2 separate regions of the Homo sapiens genome follow, and region 2 is linked to region 1. A link is an interaction called in ENCODE POLR2A ChIA-PET data of the cell type or tissue named here. Cell type or tissue: PC-9. All regions are shown on one strand. Links, peaks and the distances in the headings refer to the core of each region. The heading gives the core; the rest is flanking DNA.

Region 1 (12,141 bases), core at 1,654-9,653:
GAGTTAGAATGGACAAAGAGTAGCATGTGATTCTAATAATGAAAGACCAAGGAAAGGATTGTGGCCACCAGCGGTGGTTGAGAGATTAAGCCCAAAGGCCAGCTGGGCCCTGCTTCATCAGTGTGCACTTTATCCCACTCCACCCCATCTCACCAGAGTTGTGAGGCTACCCAGGGAGAAGGGAGAAGAAAGGGGAAGAAAGAAATTGCAAAAGATTATTTCCTTAAAATTGATTAGAAAAAAATTCATCTAATCCAGATAAGTATCTTTGAGTGAAAAATAACTATATGTTGTCTGCTTCAAAATTTTACTGTGTAAATATTAACATATTGAATATTGGGTGCTCCCCACCCAAGCCTTTCCCTCCTCCCCATGCATCCTTCAGTTTGAAGCATCTTTAAGCACTGGTGGAAGTGCAGGTCTAAGTCTAGACTCCCTTGGAAGAGAACCCTCTGGATGCTTCTGGCCATTTCTCGGGCTCTCAGGTCTGTGCCTCTGCCATAAGCCACCTCAGGACCCCTGAGGTAACCAAAAATTGAGCAGGAGGCCCTAGGGACAGATTGGTGCTGCCTCTCTGGTTGTCCCTGTTCACACTGATGCATAATTATTTCCACTTCCATCCTATCAAAGTTGAGGAGGTAGGGTTGGCAGAACTGCCTTCTGCAGATCTGCTCTTCCTAACGTGATGGGCAGCACCTGAGAGGCACATTGACGTCTTCCAATGGCCCCCCTCTAAGGGTCTCCAGATGACCACTGGACTTTGCTTCCACCCAGCTTTTGATTGCATTACCTTCATTGATGATCTGTTTGGCTGCAATGGCTGAGGAGAGGTGAATGGGTTCCATGAAAATGCTTTCTGTTTCTGCATCTGAGACCATCGAATACCTAAGGGAAGAGGATATTCACGTGAGATAAGCCTGTAGCATCTGAACTGAAGGCATTCTTTTAGATGAGAAACCTGGCTTTGATTTTAGCAACAAGTGGGGAACAACGAGTGATCAAGGCAAAGCCTTCCTAAGTTTAAGGACCCAAGAATACAGAACACTGGGTATCATGTGACTCAGATGCCCACCCATTTTCAGATCACAGTTGGCACTGATGGTGTGTGATGTTTAATGACATGGTGGTCTATGTTGTGGAGGCAAGAGCGTACATCTACGCTTGGGGGAACCCACCCTGATGTGGCTTCACTTTCTTGGATGTCCCGCTGCTCATTTTAAAAATTTTGTCTCCTTTTCCTCTGCTATCAATCTACAGGGTGTCCTTAATTTTGCCTCTGCCAGTCTTCTGCTGGACTGCTGGGCTGAATAGGTTGCCACCACTCTTTCTGTTCCCTTTGTTCTCCATTCCTTCTCCCTGTTTGTAAGGGAATGGGCTAATGATGAAGAACTGGCATAGCACCAAGTGCAATGCTAAAGATGAACTCAAATGCACGGGTACTGATTCTGAGCACATGAAATCGAGAGTCAGGTTGAGCCCAGGGATGCAAAGAAAGTAACTTGGGTAAATGTCATGGCAATTTCCCAAAAATAATTCGGTGCAGTTGTCAAAAAAGACCTTTAGGAACATGGAGAATCTACAGCAGACACAAGACCTGGGACTGCACTATGGCGGTGGGGATGGGACCACACCATAGTTCACTAGTAAACAACTTTCTAGTGAGTTGTCCTGTTCTCCAGGTGTTCAGATGAGCTTTGGGTCATTTTCTTTTTTCTGCTTAGTCTTTCCTATAGGTCCATAGAGGGAGGATTTAATGGATACCATTTGTGAGTGCCTTCTATGAATTTAATTCTGACAAACCCTCCACAAATTAGGTATTATTTTTATTCCTGCATTACCGATGAGAAAATTGTGGCTCAGAAAGGTTAAGAAAATTGCCTAAGGCAGTAAGTAAATGGCAGGGCTAAGTTGAGAACATAGGGCAGTCCTGCTGTAGGTCCAGTGTTCTCTCCACAATACACAGATACCATTTAGATTAGAACAGGGAGGTGGATTGGTTGGTGGAAGCAACCCCAGCTGGATTCCCAGACTCAATGCAGACTTTGACAGGTAAGTACTTAAGAAATGCTTTATGGGAAGCCTAGATGCATGCATCAGATGAATTATGCTGAGTAAAGTTGAGTTGAGCAGAATCCCGATGAGCTGAACAAAGCTAACTTGAGCTGAGACAAGTTGAGATTGAATTAAGTTGAATTGATTAGTAGAACAATTCTCTCGTGCATCCACAACATCAGAGTCCACCCTAGGGAGAATGGTGTGCTCAGTGTCAGCAAGCCCAGTGCTCTTGCCAGGAGAAAGAAGTAGCCTGGGACTCTACCCAGGACATGGCCAGACCTGCCTAGGCAACCTCAGGGACAGCATGATGTGGCATCATCATCCATAGTATCTGAGAGTTTTCTGATAGCAGTTGTGCTGGCTCATTCCTATTCTAGCACCAAGTACTCCTGTGACCAAAAATGCATTTTCAAATATGTATGACTGCGGAGTGGGGTGGATTAAGGGTGAGCTTTGTTCACTAGAGGCTGCATGGGCGGGTCTGGCCATATCCTGAGTAGATTCACAGGCTACTCCTTTCTCCTGGCAAGGTTATTTCCTTCTCCATGGCCTGGCTGACACTGGGCACAGCATTCTCCTGAAGTTGGACAACAATTTGTGGATGGTTACTACAAAATAATTGTTCTGCTAATCAACTCATTTTTTTATATTTCAGTAGGTTTTTGGGGAACAGGTTTGGTTACATGGACATGTTCTTTAGTGGTGATTTCTGAGAGTTTGGTGTACCCATCACCAGAGCAGTGTACACTGTATCCAATGTGTAATTTTCTATCCCTCACCCCCTCCCATCCTTCCCCTCAAGTCCCCAAAGTCCATTGTATCATTCTTATGCCTTTGCCTCCTCGTACCTTAGCTCCTACTTATAAGTGAAAACATACAATGTTTGGTTTTCCATTCCTGAGTTACTTCACTTACAATAATGGTTTCCAATTCCATCCAGGTTGCTGCAAATGCCATTATTTTAGACCGTTTTATGGCTAAGTATTATTCCATAGTATATATATATATTTGTGTGTGTGTGTGTGTATATATATATATATATATATATATATATATATATATATATATATGTACCATATTTTCCTTATCCACTTGTTGACTGATGGGCATTTGGGCTGGTTCCATGTTTTCACAATTGTGAACTGTGCTGCTATAAACATATGCGTGCAAGTATTTTTCACATAATGACTTCTTTTCCTCTGGGTAGATACTCAGGAGTGGGATTGCTGGATCAAATGGTAGATCTACTTTTAGTTCTTTAAGGAATCTCCCTACTGTTTTCAATAGTGGTTGTACTAGTTTACATTCCCACAAGCAGTGTAAAAGTGTTCCCTTCGCACCACATCCATGCCCACATCTAAAAGTTTTCCAAACTTTTAGATTTCTCTTCTTTCTCAGGAACACCGATTATTCTCAGGTTTGGTCATTTAACATAATTCTAAATTTCTTGGAGGCTTTGTTCATCTTTCAAAAATTCTTTTTTTCTTTGTCTTTGTTGGATTGGGTTAATTTGAAAACCTGGTGTTAGGAAAATAAAAACAAGAGAGCAATGGAGAGAAAGCATCTCAATGGCCAAACAGGTTTATTCACAGGAATAAGCCTGCAAGGGGTTTCCGTCAGGAATCTGGTGGAGACCCTGATAGCTTAAAGCTGAGGTTTTTATAATAAAGTTTCTACAAGAGAGGGGTTGGGGAAGTGCTGGAAGGTTGGAACTGTAAGGGGCTGGGAAAGGATGTGGTAAGGGCCAGTCAGTCTTTGTTGTGGTCAGGATTGTTATGCTCCGTTAAAGGTACCGGTGAGGTTGACATTTGCTTTGTTTCTGGAAACACTGTCACCAAGGTAGAAAACACAATCACCAAGGTGGAAAAATGGCATTACTATTGTTAATTCTCACACCTTGTCTTTGAGCTCTTAAGTTCTTTCTTCTACTTGTTTGATTTTGTTGAAACTTTCCAGTGTATTTTGTATTTCCCTAAGTGTGTCTTTCATTTCCAGAAGTTGTGATTTTTTTGTTGTTGATGCTATCTATTTTTCTGGAGTTTGTTTTGTTCATATCCTGTATTATTTCTCAAATTTCTTTAAGTTGATTTTCACCTTTCTCTGGTGCTTCCTTGAGTTGCTTAATAATTGATCTTCTGAATTCTTTTTCTGGCAATTCAGAGATTTCTTCTTGGTTTGGATTCATTGCTGGTGAACTAATGTGATCTTTTGGGGGTGTTAAAGAACCTTGCTTTGTCATGTTGCCAGAATTGTTTTTCTGGTTCCTTCTCATTTGGCTAGACTATGTTGGAGGAAGGATCTGGGGCTCAAGGGCTACTGTTCAGATTCTTTTGTCTCATGTGGTGTTCTCTTGATGTGGTGCTCTCCTCCTTCCACTAGAGATGGGGCTTCCTGAGAGCTGGACTGCAGTGACTATTATTGCTCTTCTGGGTCCAGCCACCCAGTGGAGCCACCAGGGCTTCAGGCTTGTACTGGGGAGTGTCTACAAAGAATCCTGTGATGTGATCGACCTTCAGGTCTCTCAGCCATGGATACCAGTAACTGCTCCAGTGGAGGTAGTAGGGGAGTGAAATGGACTCTGTGAGGGTCCTTGGTTATAGGTTTGTTTACTGCACTCGTTTTCTCAAATGCTGGTTATGGTAGCAGTGAAGTTGTCATGTGGACAGACTCAGGACCTCTGGTTAGCCAGGATGTTACAGATGATAGAATTAGCTGTTGTTTTCTCCTTTCTTAGAGCAGCATTGTTCTTTTATGAGTTGTTGTAATGGCTTGAGCTGGTTGACCTCCAGCCAGGAGGTGGCACCTTCAGGAATGCATCAGCTGCGGTAGTATAGGGGGGAAACAAACTTGTCCTAAGGTCTTCTGGATAAATATTCAGGTTTCTCAGGTGATGGGTGAGGCCTTAGAGCTTCCAAGAGATTATGTCTTTTGTCTTTGGCTACCAGGGCATGTAGAGAAAGACCATAAGGTGGGGGCAGGGTTAGGTGTGTCTGAGCTCAGACTCTCCTCGGATGGGGCTTGCTGTCGGGGATGGAGGGTGTGGTTCTCAGGCCAAAGGAGTTATGTTCCCAGAGGGATTGTGGTTGCCTCTGCTGCATCATACAGGTTGCCAGGGAAGTGGGGGTAAAGCTGGCAGTGGGTGCCTCACCCAGCTCCCACACAGCCAGCAAGGCCAGTCTCACTTTCACTGTGCCCCACCAACAGCACTGAGTTTATATTTAGGCAGCCGGTAAGCAGGGATGAGATCTTGCCCCAGGCTATAAGCCTCCCTGAGGAGAAAGCAAGCAGAGCTTTCAGGCCCTGCCACTACCCCACTGTGGTGGCTTCTGTGCTCTTGTTTGCACTTCCTGTTTGCCATTCCCCCATCCCCATTCTGCCCTGGACAATTTACACTTGGTTGAAATTATTACAAAGTTCAGCTGGAAGTTTCCTTCTCCCTGTGGTCCTTCCCCAATACCCCTGGCTGCCCTCCCCAAGGACCCCTGTGAGATAAAGTCAGAAATGGCTTCCCTGGGGACTGAGAGTGCTTACAGGGCTCTTCCTGCTGCTTCTTCTACTTTTATATGTTTCTCAGCTCTCTAAATTCATTTTACCTCTAGGAAAGGTTAAATCCTTCTCCTGTGATCTGGATTTTCAGGTTCCCCAGTGAGGATGTGTGTTTGGAGGCAGACTTTCCCCCTCTCACACTTTGGGCATTCACAGTTTTTTGGCTATCTCATGATGTTTGCAGAAGCAAGCTGCTTCTTTGAAAGGGTCTGTGAATTGTTTCAGTTTTCCTGGTATGTTCCTGTGGTAGTTCTTGGAGCAAAGGTTCATGATGTGAGTCTCTATATGCTGTTCTGTTCATCCAAGTGGGAGCTGCAAGTTAGTCCTCCCTCCTATCTGCCATTTTTCCCCCCCATAACTCTAATCAACTCAATTTAATTCATTTCCAAATTATTTTGGATGTTAAAACTAGAGAGGCCTTTAGAGATCTCATTGTTTGGTGAAGATAATAGAGTTTTACGATAGCGGTTGTGTTGGCTCATTTCCATTCTAGCACCAAGCATTTTCTGTGACGAAAAGATGCATTTTCAAACAAACGTTATTGGGGAGTGGGGGTGGATTAAGGGTAAAGTTCATGGGATATTATCTTTTGGTGTTAAAACTAGAGAGATCTTTGGAATCTCATTACTTGGTGAAGACAGTAAAGACTTAAACACCTAGTGGGGGTGGCAGTGAGCTCTATAAAGGTACAGATTAGGTGGATTAGGTGGTCTTATTTACCTGTGTCTCTAGCAGATGGAGGGTGATCAGTCAGGGTTTGATGACTGAGTGAGTGGATGTACAGACAGATGGGTAGATGGATGAAGAGCTGGATGTCTGGATGAATGGATGGACCATGGTAAGGCTGGGCCAGGTGTCCACATACAACCTAGGGGATCAAACCTGATGATTTCCAAGGGCCTGTAGTCTCTGGCCCTTCCTCCTCCCCAGCCTCAACTTGCACTGGGTTCTCTTTGGCTCACTCCTTTCCAGTACACTGGTCTTCTTTTGGCTGTCATTCTCACCAAGTTCCTCTCTGCCTAGGGACTTTGTAGAAGTCCATTTCTGCAGCCTGATGGTTAGTCCTCTCCTGCTTCCCTCATTTTTCAGATTTTAGTTCAATCGTCCCTTCTTTAGGGAAGTCTTCCTTGATCTTGCACCATACACCTGTTTTTATGGCACTTCTATCAGATGTGATTTTACACTTATTTATGAAATCATTTGATAAATATTGGTCTCCTACACTAGATCATACCCTCTATGAAGGCAAGGACCATGACTGGGTATTTTGTTGACCATTGTGTTCCTAGCACCTAGGAGAATGTCTGGCACACAGTAAATGTTTCATAGATAATTTCTGACTCACTGACTGAATATGTCTTCAATAGAACTATACTTAAGGGAATGTGGCAGTTACAACAATCAGCAATAAGATCTATCAAGTGTTTGCTGCATGCTCATCATTTTACTGGGACACCAGTAGTAAGTCTCAAAGCAAAAGCAGGATCTTGGCTGTGTCCTCTCCATGCCTACTCTCTGCCCTTCAGAGGCCAAGAGGTATACAATATCTGAGGCCTATGTTAGCAATTAGTAATTTTTTCTTATGGTAGAGTAATGGTCACCCCAGATCTGTGATACTCTTTGCCTAGAGAGGTGGGGTCTATGTCTACTGCCCTAGAATCTGGGTAGTCTCTGTGACTACTCTGACCAATAGAATACAACATGGTGGAAGTGATAATTGATCAGTTTTTGAACCCACGTCTTGAGGGAAGCTTTCCTTCTTTGGGTCTTGACACTCTTTTTCTGGGAACTCCTGAGCTGCCATATAAGAAGTCCGACTACCCCCAGAACACCAAGCTAGAAAGGCCACTGGTCAACAGTCCCTGCTGAGCTCCCAGCCAACAGCCAACCATGTGAATGATCCTCTTAGAAATGGACCTTGCAGCCCATCAGGCCACTCCAGCTGATGCCATATGAAACAGAAAAACTGCCCGGTCAAGTCCTGTCCAAATTCCTGACCCACAAAAAGGGGAGCAAAATGAAATTATTGTCCTTAGTCATTAAGTTTTGGGGTAATTTGTTAAGCACCAATAGATAACAGGAATAGTGCTATTCCAAGGGCTAGGAAGCAAGTTTTAAGCAAATGCTTAGGCACTCTTCTCCTCAGTAGTGATACACAACCTATAAATATCAGTGACTGAGGCAAATATGTTACAGATGGGAAGCAACAACAAAATAATGCCAATATGGTAGAGCAAACCTTGCCTCTATAACAGACCTGGTGGACATTCTGAGCTCCAAGGGTTCAGGACAGCTAGTTTTCATATGACAATATTTCATAAAACTAGAATCAAAGCCCCAGATTTTATATAAATGTGAGCAGTCATATTTTCCATTTCAACAATATTTATTAAGGGAGTTTTATTATTTTATTTTTCAGTAATTAATACTATTTATACTCCTATTAACAAAACATTAATCATTTTATTTATTAAGGGTCAGTATTATGTAAAATGAGGTTTGGGGCAAAACCAAACCAAACAGATCCATGTTGAGAATTATTGTATTACTGTAGGGATTACAAGGCCTTCTTCCTTGCACAGCACCACATTTCTCCTACTTGGTCCGTTTTCTTTGTTCCTTTGTGTCCCAAAGAGGCTTTCTCACATCTCTAATCAGTATTCCAAGCAACTGATACAGACTGAAAATAGACACAGGAGGCGCCCTTACCTGTCAGGTGTGCAGAAAGGCCTTGCAAGGAACTCAGCAGGTGGGACTGCCAGGATCCTGGCCTGGGATTATCCATCCGGGAGCACTCCATCCTGCCACTTTCCCTAAATAACGTTGACTTTAAATTGTGAGGATTTGGTTTTAAATAACAAATACTGAGAATCAAGAATCTGTCCTAAATATACCTACACTCTGAGGCTGTGGGTTTGATAGGGGAGAATTTGAAAAGAGAAATCTCTGTGAAACATCTTTCCTTCTAATGGGTGGTAAAGATTGAAGTTCGGCTAATGAGTCAGCAAACCTGAGAAATCATACGTGAAGAGCCTACCCGGTATACTCTTGAGAAGCTGGCAGCTTTGTAAATGAGAAAAGAGGGGGGATGAAGAACAGATTTCCTCCTCAGCCCCACGATGTTTCTGTCTTTGGCTGCTGATGCTAAAATGTGAGCAACATTAAACTCTGCTCCGTATTACCCAGTGTGGAATGTACAATGTAGATTACAAATGCTTTTACGAGTCAGCCGCCATGAGGGGGAGATGTAAACCTAATAGTCATAAAACTGTTTGCCACAGACACGGTTTATTAAGTCTAATAAAGAAAGGTGTGGGGGCAAGACCTAAAACGGACGCTTGTTTTCCACAGAGAAGGAGGACTGCAGAAATAGAAAAGAGGAAGGAGGGAGAGACCTGAACAACTGGCCCTGTTTATATTTGCAAGGTCAGTGAGATGGCAGCCCTAGAGGTTTTGATTTATGACTATGTCTGTGTCCCAACTGGCATACCTGAGATGGAGTGAGATGACACTCACACCCTGATTAGAAAGCAGTGAGGGCTGGCTGTTCAAGAAAGACAGGCAGGGAAAAAAAGGACCTAGGATCGATACATACCTCATCATAGGATCAGGAAGCAGCTGCTAAAAAGCCTTGAGGCTGAATTGAAAGAGGAACAATAAAGGGGAGTTTGATGGACTTCCTAACCAAAAGCCGGAGAGTGGTGCAGCTTGCTTTAGACCTGCGTTTTTCAAAATTGCAGACTGACCAATCCATGTATCATAAAATCAATTCAGTGGGTTGTGTTCAGCATCTGGGACAGAAAGGAAAAAAGGAAACAGAAAAAAAGGAAGGAAGGAAGGAAAGAAGGAAGGAAGGGAGGGAGGGAAGGAAGGCAAAGAGGAAGAAAGGGAGGGAAGGAGGAGGGGAAAGAAAGGGAATAGCACCACCCATTGTAAGGATAAGTGTAGTTTTGTGAACTTTTAAAAATTTATGTATATGTGTATATATCTCTGAGTTGAGATGCAAATGGCATTGTCATAGTGCAGATTATAGTCAGCAAAGTTTGAAAGCCGTTGCTTTAAACTAGTTGCCTGCTGTCCAGACACGGAATGTAGTGGAATTGGGGTCCTTCAGCCCAGACTTTCCTATAGCTGATCACTTCCTGTCAAGGAGTCCCTTGGAAGTGAAATGGAGGTAGAGGCCCAGGAGGAGGTGTCTTTCTTGATTGGGCTTTTGCAAAAAAGGACAAGGTTTCTGAGCTCTAAGTTTTCAGTGACTTCAGAGAAAATGACTACACACAGGCAAAGTTCAGGCTCTAAGGAAGAAGAGAAGTCAGTAAACGGAAGAAAATAGATTTTTAGCAAGCTGCTTCCAACAGGCTTAGTGAAAGAGCTGAGGTGGAGAAATTTTCACCAAAAAAGAAATGTAAAGGAGAAAGGATGGACAGGAGGAGCCATTTCCCAAAGAAACATAACGAAAACACAGAGAAATTACACTTCATGCCCCTGTCTCCTACCACACCCACCACAGATGCTTGCTCGCCACAGGAAGGGAAAGGAGAGCACAGTTAAAGAAATTCACTGAAGGTCAAGGGAAACAGTGTCACCGTGACAGGAAGCCTGATCGAGCCTTACCAAGCAGTTCTACAAAACTGCGAAGTCTTGAAAAGTTCAGATCTAAAAGCCAAAGCAAGGAACGGATTTTGACTTGGAAAGATATAAAGTCAAGTAGAAACCATTCTTCAAATCAGGAACAAGAGAATGATAAAAATGCCTTTGCTCCTTTAGTTGGAAAGAAGAGAAAACTGATGATAATAGCTAAGAAGGAAGAGACGGGGGGTGGGGGGACGGGCAGAGGTTGGTTTGCATTACAAGCGCACTTACTTCTTTTTTTTCAAGACAGAGTCTGGCTCTGTCCCCCAGGCTGGAGTGCAGTGGCCCAATCTCGGCTCACTGCAAGCTCCGCCTCCCGATTCATGCCATTCACCTGTCTCAGCCTCCTGAGCAGCTGGGATTACAGGCGCCCACCACCACACCAGGCTAATTTTTCTATTTTTAGTAGAGACGGGGTTTCACCGTGTTAGCCAGGATGGTCTCGATCTCCTGACCTTGTGATCCGCCTACCTCGGCCTCCCAAAGGGCTGGGGTTACAGGCGTGAGCCACCGCGCCCGGCTGTGCACTTACTTCTTAGGCTGTATTTGTTTAGGTGACTGGGAAGGCCTGACGGAGACTATAGGTAAGGGAGAAGTCCCCACCAAGCTCCCCCACTGACAGGGGGTTTTAAATTTCAGTGTCAACTCATGAATCACTTAGGGAAATTTGCCTAGCTGTGAGATGGATGAATCTCTAACCGCCCATTTTCTTCCAGAGAGTGACTCATAGTGGCTAGGTTTGAATTTAAGGTGTTTGAAGTTAGTGCCTAACTCAGGCAAAAATGAAGATTTGATACCCCATCCATTTTCTACACCCCTTTCTCAGATTCTTAATTCACCCTAGGATGAGATTTACAGATGAGACTTGAAATGTTAAGACTCCCTGCCAGGACAGCAAGCAGGGTACATCCCTGCTAATTTTGGCTGGCTGCTAGTGGCTGTTTGGATCACTGGGTGAAGTTTTGCAAGGCTCTGTTCTAGTTCCACAGGAAAGAGTAAAATTCTGTTTCCTAGGGGCTGGATATAGGGCTGTAGTGAGTTGAACGGTGCCCTCCAAAATGGTATGTCTTCCAAAACCTGGGAATGTAATCTTTTTTGGAAAAAGGATCATTGCAGGAGTAATTAAGTTAAAGCTTTTGAGATGAGATAACCCTAAATTAGGATGGACTCTAAAGCCAGTGGCAAGTGTCCTTATAAGAGAAGAGAAGACAGAGCAGACGGCCTTTTGAAGGAGTGGCAGAGATTGGAATTATGCTGCCACAATGCAAGAAACGCCCGTAGCCAACAGAAACGAGCAAGAGACAAGGAAGGAGTCTTCCCTAGAGTCTTTGGAGGCTGTGTGGCTCTGTCACCAGCTTGATTTCAGACTTCTGGCTTCCAATATGTGAGAAAATAAATTTCTCTTGTTTTTAAGCTGCCTAGTTTGTAGTAATTTGCTGTGGCAGCCCTAGGAAACTAGTACAAGGACTAAGAGTCCGGTGGTGAGGTATTTGCTGACTTGGTGCGTAATTTAACTTAAAGAAGACTTAAAATTTAACTTAAAGACTCAAACCTTTACCTGAAGTCATAAAACCAGAAGGATGGAATTTCAGGCACTTATCAAGTACAAGGAGGACTGTTCAGGATGGGGACAAATATCAGTAAGTGATACTCTGCTTCTTAGAATACAGGATTTGCTCATGGCAGAATTAGAGAAGCATGATGTCTTAATCAGTGTGTGTGGGACTCTGGCTAAATAAAAATTTCTTGACATGATGAGTTACTGAAAAAATTTTGTTGTCAGATATCTTTTTCTGGAAGGAAAAGGTATGAGAACCAGCATTTATCAAATACCTAGTATACCTTTATATATGTTGTATTATTTATTCTCTACTCCTGGGTAAAACTGGTATTCTGATTTTTTTGATT
Region 2 (11,780 bases), core at 1,556-9,555, 53 kb before region 1:
TCTGACCTGACCAATCAGCATTCCTGGCTCAATGGCTTCCCCCTGCCCACCAAGTTGTCCTTAAAAACTCTGATCCTAGAATGCTGGGGGAGACTGATTTGAGTAATAACAAAACTCAGGTCTCCTGCACAGCTGGCTCTGTATGAATTACTTTTTCTCTATTGCAATTCCCCTGTCTTGATAAATTGGCTCTGCCTAGGCAGCAGGCAAGGTTACATTGGGTGGCTACATTCTTATATCCTGAACTTCCCCTTCTGATGTTGACTCTACTCTATAAGACCCAGACTGAGTCAGGTCATTCCTGCTAGGAATCTCCCCATTGCTTCCTCTGGGGAGCATCTCCCAGCACCACCTGGACGTTAAGTCCTGCAGCCTTTGCCACTTTGTAAGGTAACAATTCATTTCCACATCAGCCTCCCCTACTAGTCTGCAGGCCCCTCACAGTCTCATGAGGGGCTTGTGGTCTCATTCATCTCCACATGGTCTTGTCCACTTCGTAGGCACTGAAATGTTAAATGAATGGATGAGCAGGGGCTAATTTCAAAAGAGAATGTGTGGTCCTACCTCGGTTTTACTTCTGACATTCTCATGTCACTGCAATGGCTTTTCTCCAGACAGTTCTTGACCTGGAAGACTCTTCTGGGCGTTTGTGTTTGTCCACCTCTTGGCTTCCTCATGATCTTCTCCTTATCTTTGCATTTGTCTGATTTAGATGAGGAGGTCACTGCTTTGCATCTGTAGAGCACTCAATATATCTAAAAACTGCAAAACCCAACTCTGAGTTTACAGTCAGTAGCAAGCTGTTAACTCCTAGCACGTGGGGAATCATCTGTTAGAGTTGGAACAGTGCCCTGGGAAGTTTTACATTATTTGTGTGTCAAAGAATAGGAAGGAAGAAAAGAAGGAAGGAAGGAGATTTTAAAAAGAATGGATATTATTTAAAAAGGAAACACTTGGAAAAAATTATTTCATTTGTTCATTCCCTCACTCATATTAACTGAATAGGAAACTTTATTGCATGGGTGCATGAAATGTTACTCGAGCCCTCCTTATCACAGACACTGTCCTGGGTATGAGGAGCATAGGAGGGAGCATGACATCTGTGGTTGCAGGCGGCTCAGTGTTTATGGTCTGGCACCCCTCAGGAGGCTGGGTAATATACATGGCCCGGGTCACATAGCTGGAATACCTAGCAGCTTTCCCCCCGTTGCCATGGAGACCCTGGAGACGGGAAGAGGAGGGAAGGCCTTTCTGGTATCTTCCAGCAGCTCCCAACACCCTTTCGTCTTAGCCTGGGCCTTTTCTTCAGCTGCAAACACCCACGAGGGAAATGTGCAGCTGACCTCTGGGGTCCCCGGGCTGAGGGTGATGTACGCCACAGTGGAGGAGGACATTGGCGCTGCCTCAAGGCTGCTGAGCAGACCTGCCATGAAGAAAATTATGAGGTGAATTAAACTTTAATTTGATTTTTATTTGGTTTCAGCAACCAGTAAAGACATAGCGATTTCCCCAGCCCTCTCACTGGTTGGAGGAATGCTTTGAGAACATCTGTTTTATTAGCAGCAACAACAATAAAAGCCAATCCTATATTTGCAGAGGGGCTGTCTTCCAAGGCCCTCCAAGTACTTTTCGCTGATCTTATCTGCTCTCCTTTCCACAGCAACCCCAGAGAAATTGTATTTACTTGTAATTAAGCTTAACCGCTGACCTCTCCTGCAGCTCTCCCCACTACTGTCTGCTCAACCATTTGCATCGCAAAAAGGAAGACTAGCAAGGTGGAGATTGGGGGAGGCTTCGGGGAGAAGAAAGAGCAAGGTGGAAATAATTTTTTCCAAGTGTTTCCTTTTTTAAATAATATCCATTCTTTTTAAAATCTCCTTCCTTCCTTCTTTTCTTCCTTCCTATTCAACACTTACTGGGTATTCAGTACCAAGCCAGCATAAAGCTGTGTTCTGGGTTTTCAGGATTAGGAAGGTGTATAGAGATGTGTAGGCACAGGGAAAAAGTGAGAAAACATTTCTAGCTTGCATAGAATTCTGTTTTTCTGAAAGAATAGAAAAATATAGAAATTTCCTATGTTTTTCCTAAATATCTTCTCTTCCTTTTTCTCTTCATTTGCTAAGATACCTAAATTATTATTATTTTTAAAAAGACATAATTATCTTAATTACGTGACAGAAATTGACTATGCTTTAGGTACTAAAAGTGATGCTGTTTTAAATTCTACAAGCCCAGTGGATAAACAAAATATGGTATATTCATGTAATGGAAGATTATTCTGACAGGAAGAGGAATAAAATACTAAATGAAATACTACATTGTGGGTGAAATTTGAAAACCTTATGCTAAGTGAAAGAAGCTAGTTATAAATGACAACATATTGTATGATTCCACGTATGTGAAATGTCCAAAGTATGCAAATTCAGTGAGACAGGGAGTAAAAGTGGTTGCCAAGGTTTGGGAGGAGAGATAAATGGGGAATAACAGCTGATGGGTTTAGAGTTCCTTTTGGGGGTGATGAAAATATTCTGGAATTACCTAATGGTGATAGTTGTACAACCTTGGAGTATATTAATCAAAGTGTGCCCAGCTCTTTGTGAAGATGACTCTTTATTACCATTTTGAATCTGTTCCCCTCTAACAACACATATAATCAAAAAGTCATCAGATTAATGTGATGTTTATTAAGAATGTGTAATAACATGAATAAATGCTTCTTATAACATGAACTTTAAAAAGTGGGTTATAATGTGGGGTTGCAGTGTGCACATAACCACTGAATTGCACCATTTAAATAGGTGAATTTTGTACTATGTAAAATATATTGCAATAAAGCTTTAGAAAACATTCTACAGGCCTGGTAGCAGTGTGTAATCTCAGGGTGGAGGTCACTCATAAATTTCATTCCAAATACTTCACAGTCTGTGTAAGGGGTTTGAGATGCCTCACTATTCTTTGAGATAGGAAACAACAAGGGTTTGGTGATGGGAAAAATCCTGAAAATAAGGCATTGGATGAGCAAAGTAGGAGATGGTTGGCATAGGATGGCACTGAGCCTTCATGCACACTGGAAGCATGTTTGCACATGGATCAGCAATACATATGCAGTGAGGGAGGGTGCACATGTATTGCCAGACAAGTAATGCATATGGGGACCTGGAGGTTGGGTAGAAATGAGGATCAGGAATGTAGAGAGGGGCTCTTCACTGGGTTGATAAAATAATAATGCACCATGGCTGGGCACGGTGGCTCACACCTGTAATCCCAGCACTTTGGGAGACAGAGGCAGGTGGATCACCTGAGGTCAGGAGTTTGAGACCAGCCTTGGCCAACATGGTGAAACCTTATCTCTGCTAAAAATACAAAAATCAGCCAGGTGTGGTGGTGGGCGCCTGTAATCCCAGCTACTCAGGAGGCTGAGGCAGGAGAATCACTTGAACTCAGGAGGCGGAGGTTTTAGTGAGCCAAGATCGTGCCACTGCACTCCAGCCTGGGGAACACAGACAGACTCCGTCTGAAAAAAAAAAGCACCACAACTGAGGAGTTCAATTGCTTTTGAAGGTTAAAATACTGCAGAGAAGATTCTTAAAGCAGAGGCTGGGGAGATAAACCAACAAAAGAATAATGTAAGGCAAAATGTAATCAAGACTAATGTGTTTCCCAAGTTATAAGTCAATAGGGAAGTGCAGTCACTTTTTTAAAAAATTAAAATTATTTTTCTATTAAAGGATATTATATAAATTAAAAATATAAACAGATGCATTTATTTCTATTGTTTTTTTCCTAATCCTAGACCTTTTGTTGTTATTTTAAAACTTATATGCACACTGCAACCCAACATTGTAACCCACTTTTTTCAGTTCATATTATAAGAAGCATTTACTCATATCATTACACATTCTTAATAAACATCACATTAATTGAGTGACTTTTTGATTATGTGTGCTGTTAGAGGGGAGCAGATTCAAAATGACTAGTAATTAAAAAGTCATTTTTACAAAGAGCTAGGCAAACTTTGATTAATCTGAATGCTGAGAGAATTAATTCTTCTTTATAAAATAAAACTCAACCTTAAAAAGCATGCGATGTTCTAGCCAGGGAGACAGGAAATACATTAAAAAGCTGAACAGCGCAGAGGCAGAATTATTATCTTTTCCTTACCAGTCTCACAGCAATGATTTAAAAAAAATATTCTCAGGACAAGGGCAGATACAGGCTGGAACAAAGGAGTCAATTGAATTGTTGAATGGGGTTGTTTGAAACTCATAGCTGAAACAATAGTCTTGAAAGACAAGGTACCAGAGAGTGGAAAGGTTTTTTAAATTCCAAAAGCTGGCTTTGAACATCAAAAGCTGAAACCGGAAGGAAGCTGGGCATAAAATTTATCCACAAACCACAGAATAGGTAGGAATGTACAAGACTCAGCTGCCTCCTGAGACCTGTTTATTACTGAGATAAGAAGCCTATTCCAGAATGTAAATCAACTTTATCACTATGAACACTGTTTAGTTCAGTTGGCACTGTTGTTGATTTGTGTGTGTGTGTGTGTGTGTGTGTGTGTGTGTGTGTGTGTGTTTTTGGTAGCAAGACTTTCTTGATGAAGGAAGCAATACGGTGATTTATGTGCTGACACCAACCAGACTTAGCTTGTTGCCAACCAGCACTTTGAGTAGCTCTGTTGTAAGAGATAGTTTTACATTCCAAAAGGGGAGGGACCTGAGAGTTGGGAAAGGAAAGCAGGAGAGCAAGATACCTTGAGCTTCCCTGTGAGAATGTTCAGAGTCCTAATCCCTCTCCCCCTACCCCTGTTGGCTTCATGCCAGCAGTGGGGTGTAGAAAATGTGTGTTAGAAACCTCTGATAGGGCCTCTTTTACCAAGGACCAGCCAACATGGGCCGCGTTCACACCCAAACCGTGAAGAAGGCGGCCCAGGTCGTCACAGAAAAGTACTACACGCGCCTGGGCAATGACTTCCACACGGATAAGCGCGTGTGCGAGGAGATCGCCATTATCCCCAGCGAGAAGCTCCACAACAAGATAGCAGGCTATGTCATGCATCTGGTGAAGTGGATTCAGAGGGGTAAGATACCAGTAAGAGGTATCTCCATCAAGCTGCAGGAGGAAGAGAGAGAAAAAAGAGACAATTATGTTCCCGAGGTCTCAGCCCTGGATCAGGAGATCATTGAAGTACATCCTAACGCTAAGAAAATGCTTTTGGACTTCAGCATTTGGCAGTCTGTCCAACCTGCAGGTCAGTCAGCCTACAGTTCGGATGACTTTCAAAACGCCTAGGGGACCTGTTTGAATCTTTCTGCAATACTGTAATATTTTCAATAAACCTGGGACAAAGGCACAAAACAAACAAACAAACAAAAATAAACCTCTGATAGGTTTGATGGGAGTGGGGCCTGAGGCAAGAGGGCACTCATGCCTTGCTCCCCAAGGTGTAGCCTAGGCAGACAGGCCCTTAGAGAGGCACACATGATGCCAGAACAATAGTCACTGTAGCTGCTTGAGTGAGTTACTCGAGGACTACCTCACAGTGTCCTAGCAGCCTTGAGGTCCAGAGATCTGGTGTGGGGGAGGGAGAAATATTGTGAGAGGGCTAGAAACTTTAGAGGCCTTGGGTTAAGATGAGGAGGGAGCAGAGTAGCGTGCCTCATGTTCAGAGGCCTTGGCAGTGTTGCAGATATCTGTTACTGGAAAGGGGTCTCTCTATCCAGGCCCCAAGAGAGGGTTCTTGGATCTTGCGCAAGAAAGAATTAGAGGGGAATCCATAAAGTGAAAGCAAATTTATTAAGAAAGTAAAGGAATAAAAGAATGGCTAATTCATAGGCAGAGCAGCCCTGAGGGCTGCTGGTTGGCTATTTCTTGATTATATGCTAAACGGGGTGGATTTTTCATGAGGTTTCCGGGAAGGGGTGGGCAATTCCTGGAACTGAGGGTTCCATCCCTTTTTAGACCATATAGGGTAACTTCTGGGCATTGGCATGGCATTTATTAACTGTCAAGGTGCTGGTGGGAGTGTCTTTTAGCATGCTAATGCATTATAACTAGCATATAATGAGCAGTGAGGATGACCAGAGGTCACTTTCATCATCATCTTGGTTTTGGTAGCTTCTGGCCGCCTTCTCTACTGCATCCTTCTATCAGCAACGTCTTTGTGACCTGTACCTTGTGCTAACCTCTTATCTCATCCTGTGACTAAGAATGCCTAACCTCCTAGGAATGCAGCCCGGCAGGTCTAAGCCTTATTTTACCCAGCCCCTATTCAAGATGGAGTCACTCTGGTTCACATGCCTCTGACACATCCACCACAAAGGTAGAGAGGAAAGAGCCACGTAGCTGTGATGGCTTGCAGATGAGAAGACAGCCCTGGGACAAAGGTAACCTCCAGTGCCTCTCTTTGTTATGGGGCACTTAACTGCTCTTGGCCAGGCACTGTGGCTCACGCCTGTAATCCCAGCATTTGGGAGGCTGAGGTGGTCGGATCATTTGAGGTCAGGAGTTCGAGACCAGCCTGGCCAACATGGTGAAACCCCATCTCCATTAAAAATACAAAAAATTAGCCGTGCGTGGTGGCGCATGCCTGTATTCCCAGCTACTCGGTAGGCTGAGGTGGGAGAATTGCTTGAACCTGGGAGGTGGAGGTTGCAGTGATCTGAGATCTTGCCATTGCACTCTCCAGCCCGGGTGACAGAGTGAGACTTCATCTCAAAACAAAAACAACCAAAAAAACCTTAACTACTATTTTTACCTCCTTCATTACCTGAAACTTAGATGTACTCTGCCAGCCTTGTTCCAAGGGGTGGAACTTGGAATTGACTAAGTATTCTCTCCTCAAAAAATGGGGGAGAACTATACTCAAAGTGAGTTGAATGGGCAACACTGAATTTTCTACTATTGGTGGAATTGGGGGCTTGTGAGTTAAGTTAGTTACGAGGAAATAAAAATATATTTCTGCACTCTTTAGGTTGTGATCCTATCAGTTAGGATAGGCTAGATTATGCTGCAGTATCAGATAATCCCCAACTCTCAGGCACATAGCATACATGGGGCAGCTGAGGCTTGGTTCAAAATCATCCTCACTTCAAGACCTATGCTGATGGAGCTGGAACTTGCCTTTTTGCAGAAGGAAAGACAGCTCTGGAGAGTCTCCTGTTAATGATTAAATGCCCCAGTTCAGAAGTGACACACATCACTTCTATTATTTCCACTCAGAGCATATTGACCTGTATCAGCCACAGTGTCCCACTCACGAGGGGGCTGGAAAATATTGTCCTTCTCTATGTTCAGAAGGTGGCAATCCAAAAATATTTGATAAACAGCGCTAATGACTACCCTAGTAGCTGTAAAAGTCTTACCCATTTCACATTTAGGGCTTCAGGACAAAAAACAAAACAAACAACAAAAAAAGCAAGATATATAAAGTGCTGTGGTTTGGATGTGGTTTGTCTCTGACAAAACTCATGCTGAAATCTAATTGCCAATGTAGCAGTGCTGGGAGATGGCACCTTTAAAAGGTGATTAGGTCGTTAAGATAGGTTAATGTCTTTCTTCCAAGACTGGGTTAGTTCTACTGGGAATGGATTAGTTCCCACTAGCGCGGTTTGTTACAAAGCAGGGTTGACTCTCAGGTTTTGCCCTCTTTGAACACACCCACTTGCCTTTCTGCTTCTCTGCCCTGTTGGGACACAGCACGTGGCCCTCACCAAAAGCAGAGCAGATGCCAGTGCCATGCTCTTGGACTTTCCAGCCATCAGAAATGTGAGCCAAATAAACCTCTCTTCTTTTTAAATTACACATTCTCAGGTATTTTGTTATGGCAATACACGACAAAACTTAGGCGTATAGAATAGCTCTGTAGAGCATAGAACCTGAGGTTGAGTTTTGACTCACTTGTAAATGGAGGTATGCTCTTAGCTAGCTTACTTAACCTCTTTGACATTTAGAGTTTCCCCAGGGTTGGTGTAAAAAGTATACGCAATAACTTCCTGGCATATGGAAGTGACACAATAAATAGCTATTATTTTTATCTTTTTTTGTTATCATTTGTTTCTTTTCCTGATAGTTTATAGTCCTAATTAAGTCAGAGTGCTGGTTAGTGGATTTCCAGCTAATTAAAGTCTTTTTTTCTTTTTAAAGTTTATCTTGGCCGTGCGCGGTGGCTCATGCCTCTAATCCCAGCACTTTGGGAGGCCGAGGTGGGCGGATCACTTGAGGTCAGGAGTTCAAGACCAGCCTGGCCAACATGTCTCTACTAAAAATACAAAAATTAGTTGGGTATGGTGGTGCACACCTGTAATCCCAGCTACTCAGGAGGCTGAGGCAGGAGAATTGCTTGAACCTGGGAGGTGGAAGTTGCAGTGAGCCAAGACTGTGCCACTGCACTCCCTCCTGGGTGACAGAGCAAGACTCTGTCTCAAAACAAAACAAAACAAAACAAACAAAAAGTTTATCTTAAAAAATATACAGTCAGACACTTATATTCAGCCAACCACATGTATTTCCAGCGGTGGCCCTCTGGGCTCATTTTGAATGATGGATATCTCATCCCCCATCCTAGAATGTCCCTGTGCCATCAGAAACAGTGGGCGGTGACTAAGGAGTGGTCTACATTTGGTTTTGTGTGCTATGTGGTTGGTAGTAAATGGAAATGATTGCTTCTCCTGCCCTACCCAAACCCACGACTAACAAATGTGAAATTAAGTAAATAACAGAGAGGGCTATGAGGGAAGTATAGCAAGAGCACAGGCCCCTGCAACCTCCATGGTGTTAACCCTACACCAGCATCAGTGTGATTCACAGCTGACCCTGTCAGGATTTCCATGAACAAATGGACCTACCACCTCTTCAGAACAAATCCAGACAGTCCATGTCACATATTTTGGTTTAGGATGTGGAAAGGTGCCCACCAGAACCTGGAAACAGCAGGACTGCCCATTTCCACTTCCTGCTGGTGTACTCTGGGGTTTTAGCATGGACTAAGGGGCAGAGGGGAGTGGAGGGCTTGCTTTCTCCCCAGCTGTCTTTCAACATAGCTCTCTCCTCTTCTCTGACCACTTCCCTCTCCCACTCCGACTCTAGGCCTCCACCAGGAAGGTGGAGGAAACCACGGGCACCTGACTCAGAGAAGGGTTCAGGTACCTCCTTTCTTGTGCCCTTCCCTTCTCAAAGAAGAGGTTTGGATTTGGGCAGCAATGAAAGGAGCACTTCTGGAAGGCACACTTCTCTCAGCCAGAGTCTGAGTGTGTGTGTGTGTGTGTGTGTGTGTGTGTGTGTAGACAAACCCTGAGTTCTTTTTAATCACTGGGGACCAAGTACTATAGTTGTACACAAGATACGAGACACTGTCTAAAAGTAACCATGAAGGTGAATAGGCTTGGCCTGAGGCAAAGTGATGTTTTGTATAGAGAGGGTTACTGCTGTTTCAGGATATCCCTTGCCAAGCCCGATTATGTTGTAAATTGAACTCCGACAGAGAAGGAGGACACTTTGTGAAGTCAGTTGTGTCATCAGATCACCCATCCTCCAAACCACCCCAGGAATAAAATAAAACAGAGGCACAGAAGATTTTTTTCTATAGCCCAATCCCCAGTACACATTCTGCCGAGGGAATAAAAAGTGTCCTTCAAGGAAGGACAGCCTCAGAAATTGCATTCTCTTTTAAAATTAATTTTAAAATTCACTGGCAAGGGTGGGGAGAAAATCCTTTAGCATACCTTACAAAGCACAGGGTAAGGTCAACCATAAATAGCAGAGTCCCTCTCCTAACTTAGTTTGAAGGAAGGGTGAGACTGAGAGGGCAAGGCAGAGAAAGACACATGGAATAAAAGAAAAATTTCACAGAAAAGGGACAGCTGCATGCTGAAATAAATTAGACATACCTGCAGAATGGGAGTTTGGACTTCCCACAGGACACAGATGTCCTTGGTGAATCCTGTCTGGAAATGATGTTGGAAAGGTGAGATTCCAGCCTGCACAGAGGTTCTCTGCTTCCTAAAGCAGCAGAGCAGAACCAGGGACAATTCCTTAGGTTTACAAGGTAAAGCCCGGAGTGAGCAACTGTTAATCAGGAAACCAGCACCAGGGTTGACCAGCAGCCTTGGAAATTGTCTGGGCCAGGGTGAAATTGTGTGTGTGTGTGTGTGTGTGTGTGTGCACGTGCACATGCATGTGATTATTCATAGATACATGAAAGTTAGGGAGGGGTTGAAAAGTCCTTGATACCAGAAATGGAACCTGGGGCAGGCTCGGGTAAAGCTAACTGCCCCCTCTTCCCACTGAGGCCCTGTTCTGAAGGTATGGGAAGAGGGAGTTGTGTATAGAAAGCTAATTTTCTGACCTGCCCACTCAGGGTAATGAAATGTTGCATGTCATTTAGTTGTGTCCGGTTGGATCTGGTGTCTCTCCCTACACTATCTAAAGGCCTTTGTTCACCTGTGACTTTATGGAGACAGCAAAATGATTCATTGAGAGTGACTGTACCCACACTATTGAGACCTGTGACCTGATGGCAATTTGTATAATGTGACTATAAGCATTGAATTAAATAAATAAATGTATTGTTTTATTACAATGATGGTTTGAAATGTCACCATTTTTTTTCTGACTACAAAATTAACCTATATTCTTCAGCATGGCTTAATGGTAATACTCACTTTCATCTCCCTCAGGGTGAGCAGGACAGGCCAGGGGTAGATAAGAGCCCATCGCTAACCTTGTGTACATGGCCTCTCTTTTTTGGTTAGGTGTTTCTGCCTCACTTTCTGATTCACTGCAGCACCCTGAGCTTATTTATGTTCCGGTTCTGCATAGCAATGATCACTCCCTCATCTAGAGACTTAATTGACTGTAGACCGATGCAAGAACTCTTGGGAAACACGAGGCAGCACTACAGGGCCCTGTGTCTACTGTGATGCAAAGGAGAAGGGAGAGATGCTCCTCACATGCCTTTTTGTGCAGAACATGTCAAGTCAGGGGTGACGGCAAGCGAGGCCCTGCATTGGCACTTGGAGATCCAGGGCATCTAGAGGGCCTGGGGTTGTGCCCAAAGCTCTGGCTCCAGCTGGAGAAGCAGCGGGAAGAGGCCCAGCAGCAGAAGGCTGCCCTTGGCATGGACAGGACCACCTTCAGTGCCAGCCCTTCCTTGCTTCACAGGGAAGCATAGATAGAATTGAAGGAAGTTGTGGTTTGAACATATGTGTACCTCCAGAATTCATATGCTGGAACCTAATACCCAATGTGATAGTATTAAGAAGTGGGGGCTTTCCGAGAGTGATTAAGTTCTGAGGACTCTGCCCTCATGGGTTAGTACTCTCATAAAAGCAGTTGAAGGGAAAGCCCTAGCGCCCTTGTCCTTCCATCTTTTCTGCTATGTGAAGACACAGCAGCAAGATTCTAAGATTCCAAAATCTTGGAAACAAAAAGCACCTCCCACCAGACACTGAATCTGCTGGCACCTTGATCTTGGGTTTCCCAGCCTCCAGAACTGTGAGAAATAGACTTCTGTTCTTTATAAATTACTGAGTCTCAGGTATTTCATTATAGCAGCACAGACAGACTAAGACAGGAGTGAAACAGGGAGGACAATGGCAGGAACAGCTGAGAGGACCTCCTCATCAGCACATAAGAACTCCTTGGCACCTCCCCTAAATAACTGGTGGGGTGGGGGTGGCTGTGGGGGTGGGGGGTGAAGCATGGAAAGATGGAAGGCCCGCAATAGCTGGTTCAAGCTGGAGCCAGAGAAATACTGCTTATGTCTGTTCACCTGACCTGCC

What was found. Peaks named below come from ENCODE experiments on the same cell type or tissue, not always from the same donor. Only the 100,000 strongest peaks of a DNase experiment are listed, where the experiment ranks them.
Region 2: POLR2A ChIA-PET joins it to region 1 with 14 read pairs; 4 of 35 experiments call an interaction of 5 or more read pairs at or near these places.

Annotation. Positions count from the first base shown.
Region 1 is chr1:167,102,454-167,114,594 of GRCh38, reverse strand. It overlaps STYXL2 (serine/threonine/tyrosine interacting like 2), which reads right to left. Exons shown (of 6, transcript NM_001080426.3): 3 at 791-885. Among named protein-coding and RNA genes, the nearest start is that of STYXL2, 14 kb to the right of the region's middle. RefSeq lists a silencer at 10,689-10,983. In PC-9, for the core only: no CTCF peak of the experiment used is centred there; DNase peaks (open chromatin) are centred at 5,164, 6,994 and 9,134; H3K4me3 peaks cover 254 bases; H3K27ac peaks cover 3,145 bases.
Region 2 is chr1:167,155,948-167,167,727 of GRCh38, reverse strand. LOC105371601 (a long non-coding RNA gene) reads right to left here and starts at 1,128. Exons shown (of 3, transcript XR_922250.3): 1 at 565-1,128. It also overlaps the pseudogene RPS17P6. In PC-9, for the core only: no CTCF peak of the experiment used is centred there; DNase peaks (open chromatin) are centred at 4,637 and 6,267; H3K27ac peaks cover 3,420 bases.